Regions from separate parts of the Homo sapiens genome. Here region 1 is linked to region 2. The links are chromatin contacts, found by Hi-C or POLR2A ChIA-PET in ENCODE. All regions are on one chromosome and are shown on one strand. The core of a region is the stretch at or near the end of the contact, and the rest is flanking DNA. Distances in the headings are between cores, read along the strand shown.

What was found. A loop is a pair of places that touch in the nucleus more often than their neighbours do. ChIA-PET counts read pairs that join two places held with the same protein, here RNA polymerase II (POLR2A). Pooled maps may share reads with other maps.
Region 1: a loop to region 2 is called in a pooled map, with 4 times the contacts of the local background. The contact joins the promoter of WDR20 here to the enhancer-like site in region 2. A Hi-C loop is called at or near these places in 2 of 37 single-sample maps with no recorded cell type and 6 of 50 pooled maps. POLR2A ChIA-PET finds 5 or more read pairs at or near these places in 3 of 52 experiments (OCI-LY7, PC-9 and activated T-cell).

Annotation. Positions count from the first base shown.
Region 1 is chr14:102,138,631-102,143,054 of GRCh38, reverse strand. It overlaps WDR20 (WD repeat domain 20), which reads right to left and starts at 3,158. Exons shown (of 3, transcript NM_144574.4): 1 at 2,883-3,158. The coding sequence starts at 3,131. It also overlaps a transcript of HSP90AA1 not described here. RefSeq lists enhancers at 2,903-3,062, 3,073-3,122 and a silencer at 3,723-3,918.
Region 2 is chr14:101,977,268-101,982,301 of GRCh38, reverse strand. DYNC1H1 (dynein cytoplasmic 1 heavy chain 1) reads right to left here. Exons shown (of 78, transcript NM_001376.5): 3 at 2,810-2,983; 4 at 2,328-2,583; 5 at 1,752-1,938. Among named protein-coding and RNA genes, the nearest start is that of DYNC1H1, 15 kb to the right of the region's middle. RefSeq lists an enhancer at 1,193-1,242. Within about 2 kb of position 1,453, at least 18 of the 41 ENCODE cell types and tissues checked have a DNase peak (open chromatin) inside an H3K27ac peak, as active enhancers do; they include PC-9, where a contact is called at or near this core.

The DNA.
Region 1 (4,424 bases), core at 1,909-4,408, 160 kb before region 2:
TGACCTGTAAACCTTTTAAAAGGATCAAGATTGCACTCCTCAGCATGAACGTTAGACTACTTCCTCACCTACTCCATTTCCCCAGGACCCCATGTTTCCTCTCAGGAATGGTAGCACGTAATTAATGAGTTAAGTTCTTTAAAAGACCTATTTTCTACTCATTTTACACACAGACTTAAGTTGAATTTACTCATCTAAATTAGATCTTCTGAATAATCCAAATAATTATTGTAAAATTTTACACGCCTCAAAGGACCAAAAAAAAAAAAAAAAAAAAAAAGTCAAAACAGCCAACTGTGCGCTGGGCATGGTGGGTCACACCTATAATCTCAGCACTTTAGCAGGCTGAGGTGGGAGGATCGCTTGAGGCCAGGAGTTCAAGACCAGCCTGGGCAACACGGCAAGACCTCCATCTCTAAAAAACATTTTTTTTTTTAATTAGCCAGGGTGGTGCACACCTGTAGTTCCAGCCACTAGGAAGGCTGAAGTGGGAAGATCATTTGAGCCCAGGAGTTTGAGGCTGTAGTGAACGATGAGCACGCCACCGCACTCCAGCCTAGGCAACAGGATGAGATCCTGTCTCTAAAAACAAAAACAAAAACATGTTTAATAGCCAACTGTCAAAAATATGTTTGTAACTACTAACTCTAAAAAGTAAATTTTGGTTTTCCAATTAAGGAAAATGTATTTCCTATATTTTAAATCAGAAAATAGTCATAAAAAGTCACTTATACTCAGAAATAACAACAAATAAATGCCAACTCATTCATGGAAAAAAATGTTTAAGTTACAATTAAAAGAGAGTAGAAACATCTGCAACACAATGCAAATGTATCTACAAGATACTACCACATGAAAATGAAATTTTACCCAAAAAGCGTTAAAACACTCAAATTATGCAGGTAAGGGCAATTTACGTATTTCACATTTATCTTGTTTAAAATAATTTTTTGGTGTGGTTTTAAAAACCTTGCCTCCTTTTACCCTTCAGGGAATAGCGTCCCACTAAAAGAGAACACTATTGTAATGATACTTCCAGGCAAGAAACCTGTCTTTATGATGTAAAACAGGGCTACCAGATCCAGATAAGGTCTGCCATTAGGATGCTTCAGAAGTCATAACATTTCAAAGAAAAAAAAATTTTTAAGTAATTCCTACATTAATAATTGCTAGTTAGTGAATTTAGTTTTTAAGCACATCGTATTTTTATATAAATATAAATTTTTATAACTTAAAATTCTAAACTTAATTTCCTGAGACAAAATTGGTCCTTTCACTCTGATTATCAATGTCAAGACAGCAGCTTCTTATTTGACAGTCAGTATTTAACTATATTTTACATCTACTGAGTGTTTCAGGGCCTTAAAGTTCATTATGATTATTATATTATTAATTACAACGTGCACTGTAACATTCCCTTTTTAAAGAGGTGCAAATAGAAGTTAAATAACTTATCCAAGGTCACCCAAACAAGTCAGTGACAAAGTTGGGAGTAGGAGTAAAACTTCAGCCCCTAGACTGAAGACTACTTCGAGCTTTTGCAATTCCAAACGAGGAAAAAAAAAAGGTCAAGCGATTTACCCTTAATAACTTCCAACAGCATACCCTAAATACAGTGGTACACTTATTATCATAAAGACTAAGAAAAAAAGATTCACCCTGAATCAAAGAAACAACTTTGCTACATTTAGATACCACTGTCATTTCCCTAGCTCTTGTAACAAGCGAAAATCCTGTACTGGATCTGGCTATATTAAATCCTGAAGAATGTTCACTCTTCAATATGAACAATTTATTTTCATGCTAACATGCATTTACGACTTAATCTTTTATCACCTTGTCCTATTTGGAGGTGCTGTGGGATGCATTAATTTCCTCACTCTTCCATGACATCAAGTCAAAGACTACAATCTCAAAAATAAGCAATTCTCAGTGAAAACATAGTTACATAGCCAATGAAAGAAAAACTCTAATAAATGGCTGCTTTTAAAGAGATACTTTTAAAGGATGCTTACATGTTTCACAGAATTACCGGTAACTCGCCCGCCAAGAAGGATGGTCCCTTTAAAGCAGCTTTTAAAGCATATCACTCCCTGTTTGGGACACAGTCTGACTTGTTGGACAAGATTAATCTGGGCACTCTCACACAACCCCTCTGAACCAGCTTAGTTCACTGGAAACATCATTTCAACTGTAGTACTCAGCCCTTCGCATACTACAAGGGACAAGATGACTCTCCTTAACAATCTTTCAGAAGGTCCCCACGGCGGAGACAGTGACAGCCGTCCTCCCGCGGATGTTTTTGGAAATAGAAATGTTAACACCAGGAGAGGCTCCTAGGAAGTGTCAGTGCGGCAGCAGGTGGAGTAGCCCTGCGTGCCGAGCAGGTTCTTTCTGACCTAGTCTCAATGCTCCGCTTCCCGGCCCCGGTTCCGCCTTACAGAGATCTTGTTAAGCCGTCTTGCGTCCCTGTTCTCTAACCCAGGGCGAGACTTCCAACCCTCCAGGGAGGCGAGGCAATCGAAGCAGACAAGACGGCCACCTCACCTCTTCCGGGGACTCGCAGGCCCGCTCCCTGGCCATGTCAGAGCCTGATGGACCAGGCTGGAGGGGACGCAGCCGGCTCCCCCGGGAGCCTCCCAGCCAGAACCCCCGCGCCCCACGGTCCCTTTCCACTGCCCCCACCCCTTCGAAACGCCACCGCCACCACCCTCCTTACTCCTGAATCCCCTCTCCTCAGGAGTACCCCAGTGGAGTTACCGGCCCACTCAAAAGTAAGAGCGACGGCCACCCCTCTCGGTCACCCTGGCCCCACTGTCACCGCCCTGCTCCCGGCCTCTGCCTACGCCGCTGGCTGGCTCCGGTGACGCCCGGGTCGGTACCTTGCGGACCCCCTTGTAGATATAGAAGTACAGCTCCCGGCCCACATTGAAGCAGAGGCGGTCGCCGTTGCCAGACTGGTCGTTGAGGTTTACGAAGGAGACGCGGACAGGGTTGGATCCCTGCGAGTTGAAGGGCACCCGGTTGGGCCGGCTGTACTCCGAGTGCGGCAGCAGCTTGTACAGACCTTCCCGGGTGGTGAATTGGGTCTTAATCTCGTTCATCTCCTTCCCTCCTCCCTCCGTCGCCATCTTGGAAAGCAGCGTTCATCCTGCCCTAAGTGCCCGGATCACGCCCACCGCGCAGGCGCTGTTCCTGGTGCTCCCTCTTCCCCCACCCCCTGCCTCTTCCTTCTCGCCCCTCCCACCCGCGGGCCAGCCCTGCGAGGGCGGGCCAAAGGGAAGGGGTGGGCTTGTTTACGGCCCGACTGCGCAGGCGTGCTCACCTGGCGTGCTCCACCCGACTGGGCGTCCGCAGGCTCCTCCCCCGGGTGTGGCCTCCGGGCGGCATGGCTGCTTCCCAGGTGATGCCGGCTTCAGCTAGTGGGGTCTAGTTGACCGTTCCGCAGCCGCCAGGGCCAGCGGAAAGCCGGTCAGGGGGAACCGCGGCGGGGCTGGTGTCATGAGCCTGAGGTGAACTTGAGGGTGCCTCCTCAGCGGTCTCCCGCCCTGCCCTGAGGGGCGCCGGGACCCCAAAGAGCGGAGGAAGAGCGCCACCCCGACGGCCACCGCTTCGGAGCCAGCACGCGGGGTACCCTACGGGGAGCGCGGATGCCCCCGTGTTCGGGCGGGGACGGCTCCACCCCTCCTGGGCCCTCCCTTCGGGACAGGGACTGTCCCGCCCAGAGTGCTGAATACCCGCGCGACCGTCTGGATCCCCGCCCAGGAAGCCCCTCTGAAGCCTCCTCGCCGCCGTTTCTGAGAAGGTACCAAGGGACTCAAGATTTACGCTTCACTATGTTTTATTTCAGGCGGGGTAGGGGGAGAGAAGAATGTGGTACAGCATAGGTGTTCTCAAGCCAGATATCCTAATTCCTGCGTGTGATGAGCACTGGCGGCCTCCGCTTCTTAGCGGAGGTTTGTCCTCTCCAGCTGTTCAGAAACACGGGGCGGGGAAGCGCTTTGGGAACCGGGGACTGAATCTTTTTAGGATTCACTGATCTTGCTCAGTAGGTTACGAAGAGCTCTTAATAAAATTTAAGGTAATTGTTTTTTTTTCCAGAAGCCTCAGGTGGAGTCTGTGAGATTATTTACTAGTAGATCCATAGGGATAGTTGTATGCATGTAATGTACAGGGTCTAGATTTATAAGGACGGGCACACGTGTCAAAGTAAGATTCAACAATCACTATTTTATACCTGGGTTTCTTGGCATGTTACACCAGAATAAGAAAGCTTCTAAAGTGACAGAAACATTCTAATAGAATTCCAGGGAGGGGGGAAGCCAACATTTGTAACACCAAGAATGATCTATTCCTGGAAGTTCAGATTATATCTGGAGGGGCACAAAAGAAGTGAATGGAGAGAATTTCTAAAGTAGGAGGAG
Region 2 (5,034 bases), core at 204-2,703:
ATTATTATTACATACTCACCATAATGTAGAATCTGTGGGAGCCCTGAGCTTGTTTTCCTGCAACTAGGAGGTCCCATCTGAGGGTGATGTAATGGGAGATGGTGGACAGATCATCAGGCATTAGATTCTCATAAGGAGTGCACAATCTACATCCCTCGCGTGCGCAGTTCACAACAGGGTTTGCGCCCCTATGAGAATCTAATGCCGCCACTCATGTGACGGGGGCAGAGCTCAGGCAGTAATGCTCACTCGCCGCTGCTGGCCTCCTTCTGCACAGCCTGGTTCCCAACAGGCCGCGGACCAGTACCAGTCTGGGGGTTGGGGACCCCTGTTCTATATTATTTTAACGTTTATTAGTAACAATTAAGTTTAGAAGAACTAAAATTTTATCCTTGAAAACATTAAAATTTAAGTTTTACATTCATGGCTTAATTTAGGTGAACATATTACTAACTAAGGACATGGAATCACGAAAGTGCTTGGATCCTAATCTATTTATTGACTTTCTTTGGCATAAGATCAAAAAAAGTATTAGGAAAAAAACAAAAGTTTCAGAGGTGTTAAAAAAATCAAAGTATACATTTCAGCATAGTGAATGCGCATGTAATGTGTGCAATGTGATCTAAGTAACCGGAAGGTTTCTACTTACAATTTTCTCTAACATTTAAGATGTGGGTACCATACGTTTTTTGGGGGAAGTGAGAACATGACAACTGCTATTGTCTTAATTACTTGTTCTAACATGTCTTTTGTGAGCACAGAGTTGAACAGAAATGCCTAATAATGCCTCGTGTTCAAACATTGTAGACCTAGTACGTGCTAATGCAGCTCAGTCAAGTTACAAAGTTTTTAAAAGAATTTAAAAATAATTGTAATAATGACTGTGAGTGGTAGCTCACACCTGTAATCCTAGCACTTTGGGAGGCCAAGGCAGGAGGATTGCTTGAGACTAGGAGTTTGATACCAGCATGGGCAACGTGGCAAGTCCCCATTTCTACAAAAATTCAAAAATTAGTTGGACATGGTGGTACATCCCTGTAGTCCCAGCTACTTGGGTGGCTGAGGTGAGAGGATGGCTTGAGCCTGGGAACTCCAGGCAGCAGTGAGCTATGATTATGCCACCACATTCCAGCCTGGGAAACAAAGTGAGATCCCATCTCTTAAAAAAAATAAATTTTAAAAATTTTAAAAAGAAAAAAACAAAACAAAACAAAACAAAAAACAACATCACTGGCACTGTTCTCCACTCAGAAAACTAAATTCATTTTGGCCACTTGTCAGAATAGGGAGGAAGACAAAGAAGAGAAAGGGGCAAGTAAAAAGAGGAAGAGAAAGTGGTACTGACCAGTTCTTTTTCCACAACCCTCTGGGCAAATAGAACTGCTTCACTTAAACCACCTTCTTGCCTGGCCTGTCAAAAGCATACCTGACTTTGTGCCAATTGTACAGCCGACTCGTGGAGATGACTCATGGAGCCCAGCAGTGGGGAAACAAGAAGGAATCTGTGCTCATACCTAGAGACTGTTTCATGTTCTTAAATCCCCTGAAGGGAAAGGGGAAAGCTAAGTGTGTAGGAGAATAATTTTCATTACTTGGAACTGAGGGAAAGATAAGATGTGATGTAAGAAAGGAAATGGTTAAAAACGACAGTACATCTGTGAAAACTATAGTTTTCATTTAAATTATCAAGTAAGATCTCGTAAAAGCCAGATCAATAACTTACTGATCAGATTATTAGTTCTAGTTGTTACCTGTGTCAGTGTCAAAACTGACGGTGGCATGGAAGCGCTTGCCATGTTTCAAGATATCCAGAGTCAGGAGAACTTCCGGGCTCTCCCGTTTCTCCTGGATGCGGTATAACGCACGTTCCAAGTTTAGCCAAAAACTAATTTCCTGTAAGGCAGTTCCTGATGCAGGATCTCGATCCAGTTTGGTCACCTTTGAAAATAAAATAACACCCAAGGGTATTCACTATTTAAACAAGGTAGAATAGATATCGTTAACAAAACACATGCATTACAACTCAATTTTTATATTTCAAGTAGATTTCCTTCCCTGTAAATCAAAAGTGGCTTGATTTGAAATCAAAGGTATACGACTGCTGAGATTAATGCTCTATCAGGGTGACTACTCAAGCAATCTCACACTGTCCCCTGACCATTCCACCCAGACCAAGGCTAGTCCTGCACTGGACAGTCCCAGGACCAAGAGGCGGCACCACTAACAAGTTATCACATAATTTACCTCACTTACAAAATCCAGATCAGTTTTCCCAAAGATATTAAAGAGTAACATATTTTACATAACTTTCAATCCTGTGCTCTTACTTTTTGAATTTCTCGGATCCAGCGGTTAACTCCAGATTGTAACTGATTAAGAAATGTTGGGTCTTCAACCTTATCACCAAAGTCTGTAACTTTTGGCTTTTCTCCACGCTCATAACACTGTTTTGCAACATTTGTGATCATTGGATGAATCGGCAGGCTGATCTCCGGAATTTCAATATTTTGCTGCAAGTGAAGGAGTCCCATTTCGAGTTCTGCAATCTTCTTTTCAACTGAAGGAGCCATTTTATCACCATCCCTAAAAACAGATTTCATACCTCAACATTTAGTGTGCTATTGGTCTCCAAAGAGATCCCATCATTTCAGGTCTGTCAAATAGTAATGACACACATATTTATTAATACACAGGGTTTATATCCCCTCGGCTCACTAGCGTTACCCTCCCAATTCCCAAGTTTTACACCGAGTTCTATACTATCTTGTGAACATTAAGTGAAATATAACATTCAAACCACAGTTTTTACCTGTCTGCCTTGCCAGACTCTCTAATGTAGGACTTAAAAAAAGGAGCCACTGCATTGCTAATGAAAGAATGCAAAGTTTCGTAGGGCGAGTCTTCACTGAGTGTAAGGACCCGGAGCTGAGAAGACACGGGTTTATCTGCATCAATCACGGGAGTACGTTTAATGAATGCCAAGCTAAAAAGAAAAATAAAACAAGAAATTAGAAAAGTTACACTCCTAATTAGGCTTATTAATTTAAAAATCATACAAGAATATACTGAAGTGTTGCTTTTCTAATAGTGAAATGCACTGCTTGTCTTTCTTTAGTACATGAGAGCTACTGAATCAAGGTTATGGTTACAGAATGTGAACAAACATGAAACCAGGCAAAGTTAACTTGTCTCATACATGGGTTGAATTCGTAATATTGGCCTAAAACTAACCTGCCCTAGAAATATAAGTAGTACTTAAATCTGATCTTACACTAATGTGTAACATTTATTTACTGTACTAAGTAAACAAAAGTTGCTCACTGGTTAAGGTGATAAGAGGCCATTCCAGGCTCCCCTTAGTCTGGTCCTACTCAGCTTTTCCTGTTTCACCTCCTGCTATGTATCCTCTTTCCCACCCTGAGACACCACTTAGACCAGATGTCCCATTCCCTAAACACATCACGTGCTTTGTGCCTTTGCTTAAGAAATCTATATTGATCTGCTGAAATTCTAACCCTCATAACTCAATTCCAGTGTGACCTCTTCTGTGGGCTTCCCCTAATCAGAAGCAATCTCTCCAGTCTTCATGTTTCCATTGTATTTTGACAAGTATTACAATTAGTTATGTATCTGCCAATCTTTCTCCCAAAGACAAGCTTCTTGGGAACAGGAAGCAGGTTTTATTTCTTTGTGTACTACTCTATATACCTACTGCCACACCTTGCACACAACAGGCACTCAAAGTTGGTTAAATTAATGCCTTCAAGGTAATTAATAAAATTTGAATTTTCTAATTCCCTTGCCAGTACTTTATACACAATACTTCATACGCCAGGCATGGTGGTTCACGCCTGTAATCCCAGTACTTTGGGAGGCTAAGGTGAGTAGATCCCTTGAGGTCAGGAGTTCGAGACCAGCCTGGCCAACATGGCGAAACCACATCTCTACTAAAGATACAAAAATTAGGCCGGGCACAGTAGCTCACACCTGCAATCCCAGCACTTTGGGAGGCCGAGGCAGGCGGATAACTTCAAAAAGTTATTCAAAAACTTCAAAACCCCATCTCTACTAAAAATACAAGAATTAGCTGGGCATGGTGGCACATGCCTGTAATCACAGCTACTCGGGAGGTTGATGGAGAATCACTTGAGTCCAGGAGGCAGAGGTTGCAGTGAGCCGAGATCGCACCACTGCACTCCAGACTGGGCGACAGAGCGAGACTTCGTCTCAAGAAGAAAGAAAAAAAAATTAGCCAGGTGTGGTGGCAGGTGCCTGTAATCCCAACTATTCAGGAGGCTGAGGCAGGAGGATCGCTTGAGCCTGGGAGGCAGAGGCTGCAGTGAGCTAAGATTGCCCCACTGCACTCCAGCTTGGACGGCAGAGTGAGACTCCATCTCAAAATAAACAAACAACCCAAAAAACTTCATATAACTGTAAAGTCAATGAAACTTTCTGATGTAACACATTGAGAAAGAATGAAGTCACAATAGTATTTCTGCCAAAATCGTATAACCTGAATCTAAACATCAGGCAAACCCAACAGTTCCATGAAGCTATTGGTGTGCAAATGTCAAACAAGTCAGTGTCACAAAAGGTACACAAAGGCTGAAGTACTACTCCAGATTAAAGGAATTTAGAGTGACAAGAAACCAAAGTGTGATTCTGGACTGGACTCTGAATTAGGGGAAAATTAGTATAAGGGACATCATTGAGACAATTTCAACATGTACTATAATTAGAGAACAATACTGCAGCAATCTTACACTTCTTGAATTTGATCATTGTACTGAGGCTACGAATGAGAATGTCCTTGTTCTTAGGAAATACACACAAGTATTTAGGGATAAAGGAGCATATTGTCTATAACTAACTGTCAAATGATTCAGGGGAAAAATGATAATGCAAAAGTGGCAAACATTAACAACTGATATCTGGGAGTTCTATATACTATTCACGCAACTCTTCCGTAACCTGAGATTACTCAAAATAAGCTTAAAAAAATGCGGAATCCATTATGACATTTACATATTTAAA